Regions from separate parts of the Homo sapiens genome. Here region 1 is linked to region 2. Evidence: chromatin contacts called from ENCODE Hi-C or POLR2A ChIA-PET data. All regions are on one chromosome and are shown on one strand. Each heading gives the region's core, a stretch centred on a gene start or an enhancer-like site at or near the end of the contact. The rest is flanking DNA. Distances are from core to core; before and after follow the strand shown.

Region 1 (7,451 bases), core at 736-3,235, 140 kb before region 2:
GTGAGTGAGAACATGCAATACTTGTCTTTCGGTGCCTGGCTTATTTTTAACATAATGTCCCCCATGCTCATCCATGTTGCCGAAAATGGCAGGATTTTATTATTTTTATATCTGTTCTCTTATTAATAGTATAACTTCTTACAACTTAGATTTAAGCAGAGGCCCTTCTACATATAATTGGAATTTTATATGTCCACATTTAAAAAGAGTTACCTTGGGATTGATAACATACTTCTTTTGCTCCTAAGTAAAAATTTTTATTACTATAAAATGTTTCACAAATGTATCAAAAATACTACAATTAAAACTACTGCTCTGATCAACACACTTTCGTGCTCTTTTGTCTGGTATAGTGAAAGGTCGGTCCTAGAAGACCTGGATTCATTCTTCTCAGCCACTTAATTTAATCCTGGATGATCACATACTGTTTATACTTGGGATTCCTTATCCACAAAGTGAGGGATCTCTCACAGTACCAAGGAACCCCTCTGGCCCCCTTCAGTTCTAAAATTCTTTTCTTTTCTTTTTCTTTTTCCTTTTTGAGACAGAGTCTTGCTTTGTTGCCCAGGCTGGAGTACAGTGGTGCTATCTCAGCTCACTGCAACGTCCGCCTCTCGGGTTCAAACAATTCTTGTGCCTCAGCCTCCTAAGTAGCTGGGATCATGGCCGCACGCCACTAGGCCCAGCTAATTTTTTTGTATTTGTAGTAGAGACAGGGTTTCGCCATGTTGGCCAGGCTGGTCTCGAAATCCTGGCCTCAAGTGATCCATTTGCTTCATCCTTCCAAGGTGCTGGGATTACAGGCATGAGCCATTGAGCCTGGCCAGTTCTAAAATTCTATGACACATTTAATATATTATGAGCAAGGTTCTTGAAGCGTCCAAGCCATTCCCTTTAAAAGCTACCATGTGACTCCCAAAGTGCAATCTTATGCACTGGGCTCCCATCCATTCTGATAAGCAGTTTATCTGGGCCATTTGAAGACTGAGATGAAAGCAAAGCGCTAGACTCAGAAAAAAGAAATGAAAAAGGTAAAAACTCTGAAAAGACATGTGGAAGAAATTCAAGACAATCCCATATTGCTTCAGAGAAGGAAGAAGGGAGAGAGACAGGGTGGGGGGTGGGGGAGGGAGGGAGATTGGGGGGAATGAGGGGGTCTTGGGGGTGGAGAGACAGAGACAGAGAGAGAGAGAGAGAGAGAGAGAGAGAGAGATGCTTACGCCACCATCACTGCTAGTAAAACAGCTAGCATGTACTTGCTGCTTACCATGTGCTAGGTGGTGAGCTAAACATGTCACAAACCTGAGGTCATGTAGAGAAGGCTGGTAAGGGTAAAGGATAAGGAAATATACGGGATGATAAGCTTTTAGAACAAAAAATAAGTTTTCTATGTTCTAAAAGTCATGAATGTATATACAGAGATATGGGGAAAGACCATGACAACTATTCACCAAACAGTAGCTGGCTCTGGAAAGGTCACTTCTTAGTATGTCAGGCAAAATGGGTTTCCTCCACCCCTGGAGCTGGCACAAACAAAGGCTAATAGAGGAAGACATTCTCATAACAGGATTATATCCTGGAAATGCTAGCATGGTTGAGCTTGGCAATATAAAATGGCTGACTGTCCTCCAGCTAATCCATCTGGTCCCCTGCCTGCTCCTGGGGAAACCGAAGAAGGGCAAGCCTGGTATCCTGGCTGCGTCTGATGCTCTCCTTGCCAGGATGGGCACAGTGTTGAGTGGCTTGTACATGAAGCGCAAGTTTTGCCAAACAGTGCAAGTTGCTAAAGTGCTGGGATCAAAGCAGCATTTGCTTCTGCACCAATACTAGGTAGCCAAGTAAATAGATGCCACATCTATCATTATTTTCCAAAAAGAGCTGTCGCACCTGGCAGTGGCCCAAGGGCTGTGAAGCCACTCCCCCCTCCAGGATGCAGGAAGAGGCAATACCACAAAAGAAAGCATGCCACAAAGTTCAGGCTCGAGTGATAACAGCTGCACACCAGCTGCTTGCTGGCTGGTTCTATTCAGCTTTTTTATCTAGAGAAACAATTGTGGAACACCCAGGGGAGAATGTAGAAACACAGAAAAACTTAATTTTAAAATGAGAGAGACCTGGGAAAACATCTAGGTCTCAGGTTTCCAAACTTGTTGGAGGAGCCCACGGATTTAAAGAAGGTGCCAAGAACAAAAGCATAGAGTTGCCTAGGAAGTCACTTGAAAAAGGATTCTGGGGCTTCTTGTGGTTAAAACAAGTTAGAAAAATTGACGACTCCCTCTTTTTCAGATAAGAAAATTGAGACTCAGAGGATAATACGGAAGAGCAATACCCATCTAACCCTACTGTGTGCTCAGAGAACTCACACCGTATTGGGACAGAGATACAAGAATCAACACCACAGTGTGTAGACTCACACATTATACCTTATAATGGACACTGATGGGAAAAATAAGACAATTTATCATCTTGCAAGGTTGGCTTTGTCTTATAACATTTTGCCTGGTATCATAACCACTCATATCTTAGTTACTCTGGCTTTGGGTGAATTCTTCTGATTCCATTATATATCTGCTTAACGTTTTACAATCATTAGAATACAAACAGTAAGTTACTGCTTACTCAGGTATCATATAGCAGATATTTTTCTTTTGAAAAGGGAAGGGTGGAGGGGGTGGAAAAATCGAAATATGCCCTCAGGTTGGTATATTATTTTCCTACTGAAAATTTGGTCCTAAGACTAACTTTAAAACAATTATTTTGTCTATGTATATCACTACTTATTGATAAAAGTAACTTGCTAAAGGGGGAAGGCTTTGCGTGGAATAGCTTTGCAGATGTTCCAAACCAATGAGCTAGCAGTTTAGAACCTAGGTAATCAGACTAATGTCTGACCACAGGTATTCATCATGTAAATACCATTGATCTTATTTTATGATGTGTTTATATTTATCTTAGCACTATCTCTAGACTTTAAAAAATATGGACAACTTTTGGGAACCCTGTTCAATGAATTCTTGGCATTCCAAAAGCAATCATTACAAAATACTGATATTATAATAAAATACCCAACTAATAAATTGATGAACCTTGAACCCTTGGGTTTTGTTCCCATGAGTTCCTTTAATTTTAATTAATAGGATGATGGTAAAATAAATTACTCCTTCCAGTTTGGAGGCTGGTTGCCCTATACCATTTAAAACCATTTTAGTCCCAGGAATATTAAAGCTGGCCGATTTGCTATTATTTTATCCATCAATCCTAAGTAATTAGTGTAGAGATAGGATTTCATACTATCCGGCCATCTATGTTTGTGCAGATGTTGACTGCACTTCTGCAATATAAAATCAAGTTTTTCTTCTGTATCAGTTAATTAAAATAGAGCTCAATACAATTTTGAGTAAGTGAGCATCTTAATTATCTAAATCATCACTAAGCACAGAATCTCTGAAATTACCAGTAAATCAAGTATAAGAGATTAAATTTTACTTTATAAAATAATGCTGTATTTGTCAATAATCAAACTGGAAGACTGCTGATGACAAACTTTTTCTGAGGAAACTTATTATTCACCTTCTTCATTCTAAAATCTATAGCAGCGGCTTTTTCAAAGTATGATCCACAGATTTGTGGGGTCCCCAAGGCCCTTTCTGAAGTTTGGTGAGGTCAAAATTATTTTGCTGATCATATGAAGATACTATCTTTTTCACTGTGTGGATATTTACTCTGATGGTACCAAAGCAAAGTGGGTAAAACTGCTGGTGCCTTAGCATAAATCAAGGCAATGACACCAAATGGTACCCATATTTAAGTTATTCTTCATAATAATATACCCTAATATACTTAATATACCTTCATAAATATACCCTAAATATAAAACACATACCACTTACACTGAATGACCTTGATGAAGCAGTAAGTCTTCCTTGATGAAGATTTATTAATTTTATTAAATCCCTTGAGTGTATGCCTTTTTAATATTCTGTGAGACGAAATGGGAAGTATGCATGAAAGACTTCTATTAGATATTCAACTATGATGGGTGTGTCAAGGAAAAGCGTCTGAGACTGATCTGTATGCTGAATAAGTTTTTATGATTTATTTTTTAATAGAATGCCATTTTCACTTGAAAGAAACAAAGGACAAACTATGGTCACTGAGATTGGTTATCTGGAAGTTTTTTGAACATGAATGAAGGGAGCCTGTCACTTCAACAAAAACAACTGACATCACTTGTTGCCAATGACAAAACTTGAGCTCTCAGGCGAAACTAAGAAATTTGGAAATATGACAGTTTCTCAGGAGTTAAGGCCTTTCCAATGAGACTGATGATGATGTTAACAAATGTATTGTTCTTATCATTATATAATGAAATTGTCAATATTTAAAAGATCTGCATTACTTGGGAAACCAATATTTTCCAAATGACCAACTCCTGATATTACAGCATCATACAATGGTAAAATGTCCTGTTAAAGTGCAAGACAGACTAGAAACAGTACTAAAGGTTCTTTTTTATGCTTTCAGATTCTATATTGCAGCTACTTTTTTAAAAAACTACCACTAGTTTTTAGTACAGTATCAAAAAGGAGTATCCACAATTACTTGAAAAAAGCTATTAAAATGCTCCCCCCTTTTGCAATTACATATCTGAGTGAGGCCAGATTTTCTTCATATATTTCAACTAAAACAACCCAGGGGCATAGACTGAATGCAGAGGTAGGTGTTGGAATTCAGTTATCTTCTATAAGCCAGACATTACAGAAGTTGGTAAAAATCTAAGACAATGATACTCGTTTCTTTTAATTTTAAAAAAATTATTTTCATAAAATATGTAATATGTAATGAAATTATTATTCTTAAATGAATTAACGATTAAAATTTTATTTTAATTTCAATGTTGTATATTTTGATAGTTAACTGACATAAATAAAAGCCTAATTATTTGCAGCTATCTATTATTTTTTATTTTTTAAATTTTTTTTGAGACTGAGTCTGGCTCTGTCCCCCAGGCTGAAGTACAGTGGCACAGTCTCAGTTCACTGCAGCCTCCACCTTCCGGGTTCAAGCAATTCTGCTGCCTCAGCCTCCTGAGAAGCTGGGATTACAGGTGCGTGCCACCACACCTGGCTAATTTTTTTTTATTTTTAGTAGAGATGAGGTTTCACCATGTTGGCCAGGCTGGTCTCGAACTCCTGGCCTCAGGTGATCCACCCGCCTTGGCCTCCCAAAGTGCTGGGATTACAGGCGTGAGCTGCCATGCCCAGCTGTAGCTATCTATTTTTTAAGCACGTTAAAGGGTGCTCTGTAAGCTCTGACAAGCCAAGTTATTAAATAAGTGTAGTGCAGGTCCTTGAATAACATTGCCTCATTCAACCTTGTTTTGTTTTAATGCTGATGAGAAAAAAAAAAACAAAAAAAAACTGATGCCACTGTCTGGGTAGAGTTTGCACACCCTTCCCTTGTCTGCATGGGTTTTCTCTGGATATACATCCCCAAGCTGTGCCCATTAGGTGAAATGCTGTGTCTACATAGCCTAGGGTGAATGAGTATGGGTGTGTCTGAGTACACCTGTGATAGGATGGCGTCCTGGCCAGGGAGGGTGCCCATCTTGTGTTTTCAGCAGCCAGAATTTGTTCTGGCTGCACACCACCCTAAACTGGAATGAGTGGATTGCAAATTATATGAATAAATACAAATTACTGTGAAATAAAAATGTGTAATGTAGACGACAATTATACAGATGCAGGACAATAAATGATGTGGGACAGAAGCGCTCAGCAAGCTCCCCACATTTGTTATTGCTTGTTTTTGAACTGCATGGTGGTGGAAGGTACTCCTGACAATTTTCGCTTCGTAAACGTTTACTCGTTGATTAAATTCACCACCACTATGAGTACCATCACTCATGGGTTCACCAAAAATTGAGTAAATCATCATCTTACTTGTTTTTATTAATATTTATTAAATGTATGCATACTTCACATTTATTTCAATATTTAATATTAGAAGTATTTTGGTCCTTACTTAGAAGTTTGGTGATATTTTTGTGACCAGAAACATGCCATAGGAACTTGACTCTTGTTTATGTTGTAAGGCACAATAACAAACATAAAAAGGCATGCTCATTTCTACTTGCCAACATAATTTCACAAAGCTCTTGATTCAGTGATGACATACAGCTCTGTAAAAAATACTTTAAAGACAAAACAAAATAAAACACATGGCCCCACCACAACTCTTGCCTCAGTCACTACATTTCTTAAAAGATCAATGATCCTAGTCCTTGTCTTTTCCTATACATAAAATAACATTTGACAAAATTAATGATTATACTTCTATAACCTATCACCAAATATACTCTTACACTGAAACTTAGATATAATTTTACACATATTAAATCTTCACCACCTACATGTAAACCATAAACTAAAATACTGCCTTAAAACAGCCTGACAGAATTGCTTCTGGGTTATAAGCCTCAGTCTATAGTCCTCAGTAAGACTTCCAAATAGAACTAACTTTAATTATTTAAAAGCTTAAATTTTTTTCCTTCAGTCAACAATATCAATTTGCCTATGGTAAAATTAGCTTCATTGTACATCTTCTTCCTGAACCTATTGAAGACACTGAGCAAGGACTCATAGTATTGTTACGTACTTTACCTTTGTATAATTCATTCTGGCATTCGATGGTATGTAACTACAATATTTATAAGTGAATTTCTTATAATAGTCCTGATAAGTATACTGTAAAATTGTCTTTGAAGGTTAATAAAATAAGCATGATTGATATTTTTCTTGTTACTTCAAATAATTTCCCCCCACAGGTATTAGCAATTCTTCTAATTAAAAATACAAGAAATGGGCCGGGCATGGTGGCTCACGCCTGTAATCCCAGTACTTTGGGAGGCTGAGGTGGGTGGATCACCTGAGGTCAAGAGTTCGAGACCAGCCTGGCCAACAAGGCAAAACCCCGTCTCTGCTAAAAATACAAAAACTAGCTGGGCGTGGTGGCGGGCACCTGGGATCCCAGCTACTGGAGAGGATGAGGTGGTAAAATCACTTGAACCCAGGAGGCAGAGGTTGCAGTGAGCTGAGATCGTGCCACTGCATTCCAGCCTGGGCGACAGAGGGAGACGCTCTCTCTCAAAAACAAAACAAAAAACAAAACCAAGTAATGGAAATAAGAAATAAGGAGGATAATTCAAGAGGAGAATGAGTTTAATATAACTCAGAATAAAGTTTGGACAAATATACACCAAATTCTGAAACGCCCTCAGTGGCCACCAACTGGCCAAAAGGTAGAACTAGAGAAATAGCAGGATTGGATCTTTTTTCTCCACTCCCGGTATTTGTTATTAAAAAAAAAAAAAGCGGGAGGAGGGAGAAGAGAGAAAGAGTTATAAATGCATCCATGAATGATTACTGTACTACCACCAACAATATTCAGAT
Region 2 (6,919 bases), core at 2,687-5,186:
GATAGGAAAGTGAAAGCGGAATTATTCTGAGAATTATTCGTGGTTGTGACTGTGTATAGACCACCCCAGTATTTTGTGCTTTCACTTGGATATTAAGTTGACTAACTTTTTAACAGTCCTAAGGGAAGTAAGAAAAATGGAGTCATGGGAATGGAGAATGGTGCAGCTACTTTGGAAAACAGTCTGGGAGTTCCTGAAATAGTTAAGCATGGAGTTACTACATGACCCATCAATTCCACCCCTAGGTATCTATCCAAGAGAAATGAAAACATATATCCATACAAAAATGCATGCACGCATGTTTATAGCAACATTAACGCATCTTAGAATAGATAGAAACAACTCAATTGTCATCAACTGATGAGCAGTAATACAACGTGGTGTATTTACACAGTGGAATGTTATTCTGCCATAAAAAGGAATGAAGCAGTGATAACAGGTGACAACGTAGATTAACCTTGAAAACATCATGCTAAGTAAAAGGAGATAGTCACAAAAGATCTCACATTATATCATTTCATTTATATGAAATGGCCTGAATAGATAAACCCCTGGAGACAGAAGATAGATTAGTAGTTGCTTGGAATGGGAGGTGGCAGGGGAAGATGGGGGACAGATAGGCAATATCTAAAGAGCACAGGGTTTCTTTCTGAGGTGATAAAAATGTTCTAAAGTTGACTGTGGGTCCGGCATGGTGGCTCATGCCTATAATCCCAGCACTTTGGGAGGCTGAGGCAGGCAGATCACTTGAGGTCAGGAGTTCAAGACCAGTCTTGCCAACTTGGTGAAACACTGTCTCTACTAAAAATACAAAAAATTAGCCAGGCATGGTGGCGCGCACCTGTACTCCCAGGTACTCAGGAAGCTGAGGCAGGACAATTGCATGAATCTGGGAGGTGGAGGTTGCAGTGAGCCCAGATTGTGCCACTGCGCTCCAGCCTGGGCCACAGAACAAGACTCTGTCTAAAAAATAAAACATAAATAAATAAAAATAATAAAGTTGACTGTGGTTATTGTTGCATGTATCTGTGAATATACTAATATTCACTTAATTGTACACTTTAGATGGGAAAATTATGTGATGTGTGAGTTGTATTTCAATAAAACTGTTTAAAAAAAAACAAATCTAAAACTAAGTGACAGAAAAAAAGGATTCCACAACCTATCAATATCTATTCAAGTTTCTTGAATCAAAACAGTCAAGGTAATCTAAGACTGAAATGTTAAGCCGAGGGATTCTATCTTACGTGTTCTTGGTGTTAGTCCCTTGTTTGCCCTCAACTCATTCCTACTCCCCTGGCAGAAATTGTGTTCTGCATTCTCTGTTTCTGTGTTCTTATTTGATGCTGAACTTTGTGACTCATGGATCCACAGAATTCTATTAACTTGCCATTACTAATTTTTGATTTTAAACATAGCTATGTCAGGTTGTCAAAATATAAATTTTTATTATAAAAGATTATACTTATTGGGGGTAGAGAGGACAAAATCCTGGCTTCCCAAATATAGGGGACACTTGAACAGCATCAATTTCTGCAAATGCTCTTATGTTGTGGCCAATTATACAGGACAAAGTTTATGCAGACCATGACTTTTTGCAGTTGTTGGAGGTAACCAGTTTTCTCTGCTTTCTGAGACATGTGCTAAGATCGCCAATGAATTACTGAAGAGTTTTCATTTCTCTGTGTAATACATACATTGTTTTACATAAACTCAATTTCACCTTTCTGGTCTATTTCCTCTTTTAAGTATAACAGGAATTTGTGAGCCTCCCAACCCTTTCCTAGGGGCGGATGTTTTAAACAACATGAGGCAATCCAGAAGTTTGGCCTTACCATCTCTCCTGCAGATATCCCTCTGCTGTCTCTGGCATTCTGGGTTTCTTGGCTGCCACAGTAGCCTCTGTTTCTTAACATCTCCAGGGACTGTCTTCTCTTGGTGCTGGAGAGAATGTAATGAAGAAGCCTCCTTCCTTTACTTTTCCCTTATTCCCTTGACACTTCAGCCTCTTCAATGGGAAAACATCAGATGTCATGGAATATATAATGTGTATCAAAAAGCAGTAATAATGATAACAGGAACATTAATACAAACACTTATTGAGCACCTACTGTATACCATTAACTAACACACAGACTGCCTCTGCATGTCACGGCCTGCTGGCTGAGTCCTGCCCCCATAGTGTCAAGCTCTTGTCATATGGCCCTTCCCAGGCAGCCCTTCCTGTTGTTGGGTTCTGGTAACCACTCCCTCCCTTACTCCACTTCAGGCCTTGGGGTGGTAACACCTGCTCTACCAGCCCCAGATATTTCACTAACCCCTTGTGATCTCTCGTTTTTATTAAAATTTCCTTCAATTTTCCTGTTACGAGCATGCCACTTATTTCCTGCCGAAGCCCTAACTGATGCAGTCCCTTGGGTGTTCCCCCATTCCTGACCTGGTTCCACCTGAGTTCACACCCATGCCTCATCTGGCTCATGGCCAAACTCAAGTTGACTGTGAGCCCGGCATGGTGGCTCACGCCTATAATCCCAGCACTTTGGGAGGCCGAGGCAGGCGGATCACTTGAGGAGAGGAAATTCTTTAATTAGCAGAACTCTGGTTAACACCTGCAGAAAATCTCGTCTTCATTATTGTGCCTAAAATCATCAGGTTCAGATTCTTTTCTACTCTGCCTGGAGGGTCTGGCAGCATGAACAAAAGACCGTAGTAGCTTTAGTGGCCTCCTGGAGAACATTACCAACTGTCACTGAATTACTTTGATTCCGAATTTGGGGAGTTGCTCTCCCACTCATCCTCATTCATAAATGAATTGGGATTCATAGTCTTGCTTCTTTGGATTTATGTTTCCGCTTTATCTTTTCCTCCAAAATTCTAAATATAGGAGTAAATACAGAGTCCTAGGGATGACCTTCAGGGAGGTGCCTAATATAGTTTTTGAAGGGCCAGGAAGTCTTCTTGCAGGAAGTGACAGGGGTTGGCCAAGTCAGGAAAGGATTTTCTAGGTGGAGGGAACAGTGTGTGCAAAGGCACAGAGGCAGGCAAATGCATGAGCAATTTGGAGAAATGCAAGACTGCATGGTTCCCAGGGCTTATCCTGTACAAACATCCTCAGGTATTAAGGATGAGAGATCAGGTGTGTTGTTATTAAGGCCACATTGGTTGTGTATTGCTAGCATGTATTGCAGTTGATTAGTGCCTGGGGTGAGCAACCATCCCAATTTGCCCAGGAGTGTCCCAGTTTTAACACTGAGATTCCCATGTCCCAGAAAAGCCCTTAGTTCCAGACAAACTAAGGCCATTGATCACTGTATATTGTTACAGCAGTTGTTAAATATTTTGGACATCACCCCTGCCTTTAATATATGTGCAATCATATATATAATGTATTACATACACACACACACACATTCTTGAGTCCTTATTTTACAAGGTTATAGCTTTACATACTCTTCTTTTAGTTTTGAGCAGGATTTCTACCTAGATACTGCATTCTCATGTATCATCTAAGATGACCTCCTCTCCCCTTGACAGTGTAAAGTATTTTTCCATACATGTAGTCTCTGAGGCATCTTGAACTTTCCTTTCCTGCTATCAGATGAGCTCCCCTCAAGGATCTTTGAAGAACTCTCTTCAGACTTTTCTGCTTAGAGGAAATTCCTTTTTAGCCTCAAAAGATAGCTGGCTGTATTAAAAGAAGTGCTGCTATGACTGGAATGTTTGAAGATTGCTCCAGAAATTGTGGCTTCGTTTTAGTTTTAATTTTAGTTTCTGAATTACGTATTTAATATAGACCAATTTGCAAGAATAGCAGATATCCCAGCTGATTTCTGTAGCAGGCAGAAGTGTTCTTCCTATCTGCTGTTCTCTGAGCCAAACAGCTGTGCTTTGAATCTGCTCCCCGGGCAGCTGCCTTATGCTGTGACCCTCCCAGCACACTTCCTGCTTGATTGCCACACCTGGAAGCCCAGAATGTCACTGGACTGACTGAAGCAGGCAATGCATACCACAGAGAAGTCTGTCATTGCTCCTTCTTACACATGTCTGAAACTTACAGACATCGTAAATGATTTGCCAAAATTTAAATGTCTACATAGAATTGTGGTAGGCCTGCTTAATGGTAAATGCATATTCTATGTTTGAAAAATGTTTCACTTTGTTGTAGGCCGAAGCATTAATCTGTAACTCTATGAGTTCTGGTAACTTATCTCCAAGCTTGCTAAGTTGTTGTCATTATTATTATTATTATTATTATTATTATTATTATTATTATTATTGTTTTGCTGGAAAATCAGCTTTGGAAACACAGCAGGATGAATAACGGCCCAAGTTCATGTCCCAAGGAATTCATGCTCCACTGTTGTCCCCAGAGTCACATTTCCCATGTCTTAGCCTTTGCCAAATCCATACCAACAAAAAAAAGCTATACAGTTTCCTCTACTTTGGTCTGTTATGTCTGCTAATTATTTACTAGTTAATTCACCAAATATTCATGAAACTCTCCCATGTGGCAGACACTGACAGGAACATCCCCACCCCTGCTGTCCAAATGTTGGTGGCAATTCCAGACCACCTTGGGAGGCTTGTATTTTGGGGAATATACGAGTCAACCCACATTACATATTTCCAAGTTCCATCCCTATTTTTCAGTGTTTTTGAGGAGGAAATCTAAATACAGTACCTCAGATCATGAAAAAATTACTTTCTTTCCATTGGAGTGGTATATTTTTAGAGTTTAAAAGGGATTTGGCAAACCTGTGGTCATACTCTTTCAAGGCTGTCTTTTTCTCTTCATTTACATGGACTTTTACCTATCTGTGGTTATTTGCCTCTCTGCTTTTCCCTATTATTCCTGGAAGGCAGGGCTGGGTCATATTAATTGTAGAATTCCCAACATTTGGTTAGGTGTGCAAAAGATGCTAAAAAGTCGATTGGAAAACAATTGCATGAATCACTTACCCCAGAGAGGTAAGTGATCTGTTTAAAGTCAAAAACTAATTGGTGATTTCTGTGTGTACCCCAGTAACGTGTAATTAGGACCATATAAGCCCAGTAATGAGAAGGCTCAAAGTCAGCCCAACCAAGACTGGGTGAAAGGCATGAGTCAGACAGACACGCAAGTCTGGACAGACAAGCCAAGTGAACATGAATTATTGCCTCCTTATAATAAAAGGACCTGAAAAATTGAGGATTTATGGGTGGAGTTGAATGAAATGAAAAGCAAATAAATGCCTGGTCTAATCTGTGAAAGAAGCAGGAAGAATCTTGAAGAAAACTGATACTCTGCATTTTTTTAATCAGAAGGTTAAGGAGAGGAATCTGCTAATCTGAAAAAAATTTTGATATGATGCCATTTTTGAAACAAAATCATATATACATAAAACAAATTGTGTAAGGGTAAAATCATATATACATAAAATCACATATACATAAAACAAATTGTGTATTAGTCCGTTCTCACACTACTATAAAGATATACTGGGTAATTTATAAAGAAAAGAGGTTTAATCATCTCATGGTTCTATGGACGATACAGGCTTCTGCTTCTGAGGAGGCCTCAGGAAACTTACAATCATGGCAGAAGGTGAAGGGGAAGCAGGCACATCTTCACGTGAATGGCAAGGGGTGGGGTTGGGGGAGGAGGTGCTAACACATTTTTAAACAAGCAGCACTAGGGGGATGGTACTAAACCATTAGAAACCACCCCCGTGATGTCAGTATATGTATTAAATTTTTAATAGAGATTGTCTTGGGGATAGAATTATTAAGTACTTTGCTGAGTATTTTTTTTTAACTTTTAAATTCAGGGATCCATGTGCAGGTTTGTTACATAGGTAAACAAGTGTCATGGGGGTTTGTTGTGCAGATTATTTCATTGCCCAGGTATTAAGCCTGGTACTCATTAGTTATTTTTCCTGATCCTCTCCCTCCTCCCACCCTCCACTCTCCAATAGGCCTGTGTGTGTGGTTCCCCTCTATGTGTCCATGTATCCTCATCATTTTATCTCCCACTTGTAAGTGAAAACATGTGGTATTTGGTTTTCTGTCCCTGTGCTAGTTTGCTAAGGATGATGGCCTCCAGCTCCATCCATGTCCCTGCAAAGGACATAATATCATTCTTTTTTATGGCTGCATAGTATTCCATGGTGTATATGTATCACATTTTCTTTATCCAGTCTATCATCGATGGGCATTTAGGTTGATTCCATGTCTTTGGCATTGTGAATAGTGCTGCAGTGAACATACACATGCATGTGTCTTCATAATAGAACGATTTATATTCCCTTGGGTATATACCCAGTAATGGGATTGCTGGGCTGAATGGTATTTCTGTCTTTAGGTCTTTGAGGAATTGCCACACTGTCTTCCACAATGGTTGAACTAATTTACGCTCCCAACAACAGTGTATAAGCATTCCTTTTCCTCAGCAACCTTGCCAGCATCTATTGTTTTTGACTTTTTAATAATAGCCATTCTGACTGGTGTGAGATGTATCTCATCATGGTTTTGATTTGCATTTCTCTAATGATCAGAGCTTTTCTCCATATGATTGTTGACTGCATGTATGTCTTCTTTTGAGAAGTGTCTGTTCATGTCCTTTGCCTACTTGTTAATTGGGTTGTTGTTTTTTCTTGTAAATTTAAGTTTCTTATAGATGCTGGATATTAGACCTTTGTCAGATGCAAAGTTTGCAAATATTTTCTTCTATTGTGTAGGATGTCTATCTACTCTGTTGATAGTTTCTTTTGCTGTGCGGAAGCTCTTTTGTTTAATTAGATCCCATTTGTCAATTTTTGCTTTTGTTGCAATTGCTTTTTGCATCTTCATGAAATCTTTGCCTGTGACTATGTCCTGAATGGTATGCCTAGGTTGTCTTCCAGGATTTTCATAATTTTGGGTTTTACTTTTAAGTTTTTAA

The links. Hi-C counts contacts between places; a loop is a spot of excess contacts on that map. ChIA-PET counts read pairs that join two places held with the same protein, here RNA polymerase II (POLR2A). Pooled maps may share reads with other maps.
Region 1: a loop to region 2 is called in a pooled map, with 2.3 times the contacts of the local background. The contact joins two enhancer-like sites. A Hi-C loop is called at or near these places in 20 of 37 single-sample maps with no recorded cell type and 5 of 50 pooled maps. POLR2A ChIA-PET finds 5 or more read pairs at or near these places in 2 of 52 experiments (MCF 10A and OCI-LY7).

The regions. Positions count from the first base shown.
Region 1 is chr4:173,259,350-173,266,800 of GRCh38, reverse strand. The region is part of intron 2 of GALNT7 (polypeptide N-acetylgalactosaminyltransferase 7); the gene reads right to left. It overlaps LOC124900812 (a long non-coding RNA gene), which reads left to right. Exons shown (of 3, transcript XR_007058367.1): 2 at 1-2,473; 3 at 4,110-7,451. Among named protein-coding and RNA genes, the nearest start is that of MIR548T, 5.1 kb to the left of the region's middle. Within about 2 kb of position 1,985, at least 5 of the 41 ENCODE cell types and tissues checked have a DNase peak (open chromatin) inside an H3K27ac peak, as active enhancers do.
Region 2 is chr4:173,118,213-173,125,131 of GRCh38, reverse strand. No RefSeq gene overlaps it. Among named protein-coding and RNA genes, the nearest start is that of GALNT7, 47 kb to the left of the region's middle. Within about 2 kb of position 3,936, at least 2 of the 41 ENCODE cell types and tissues checked have a DNase peak (open chromatin) inside an H3K27ac peak, as active enhancers do.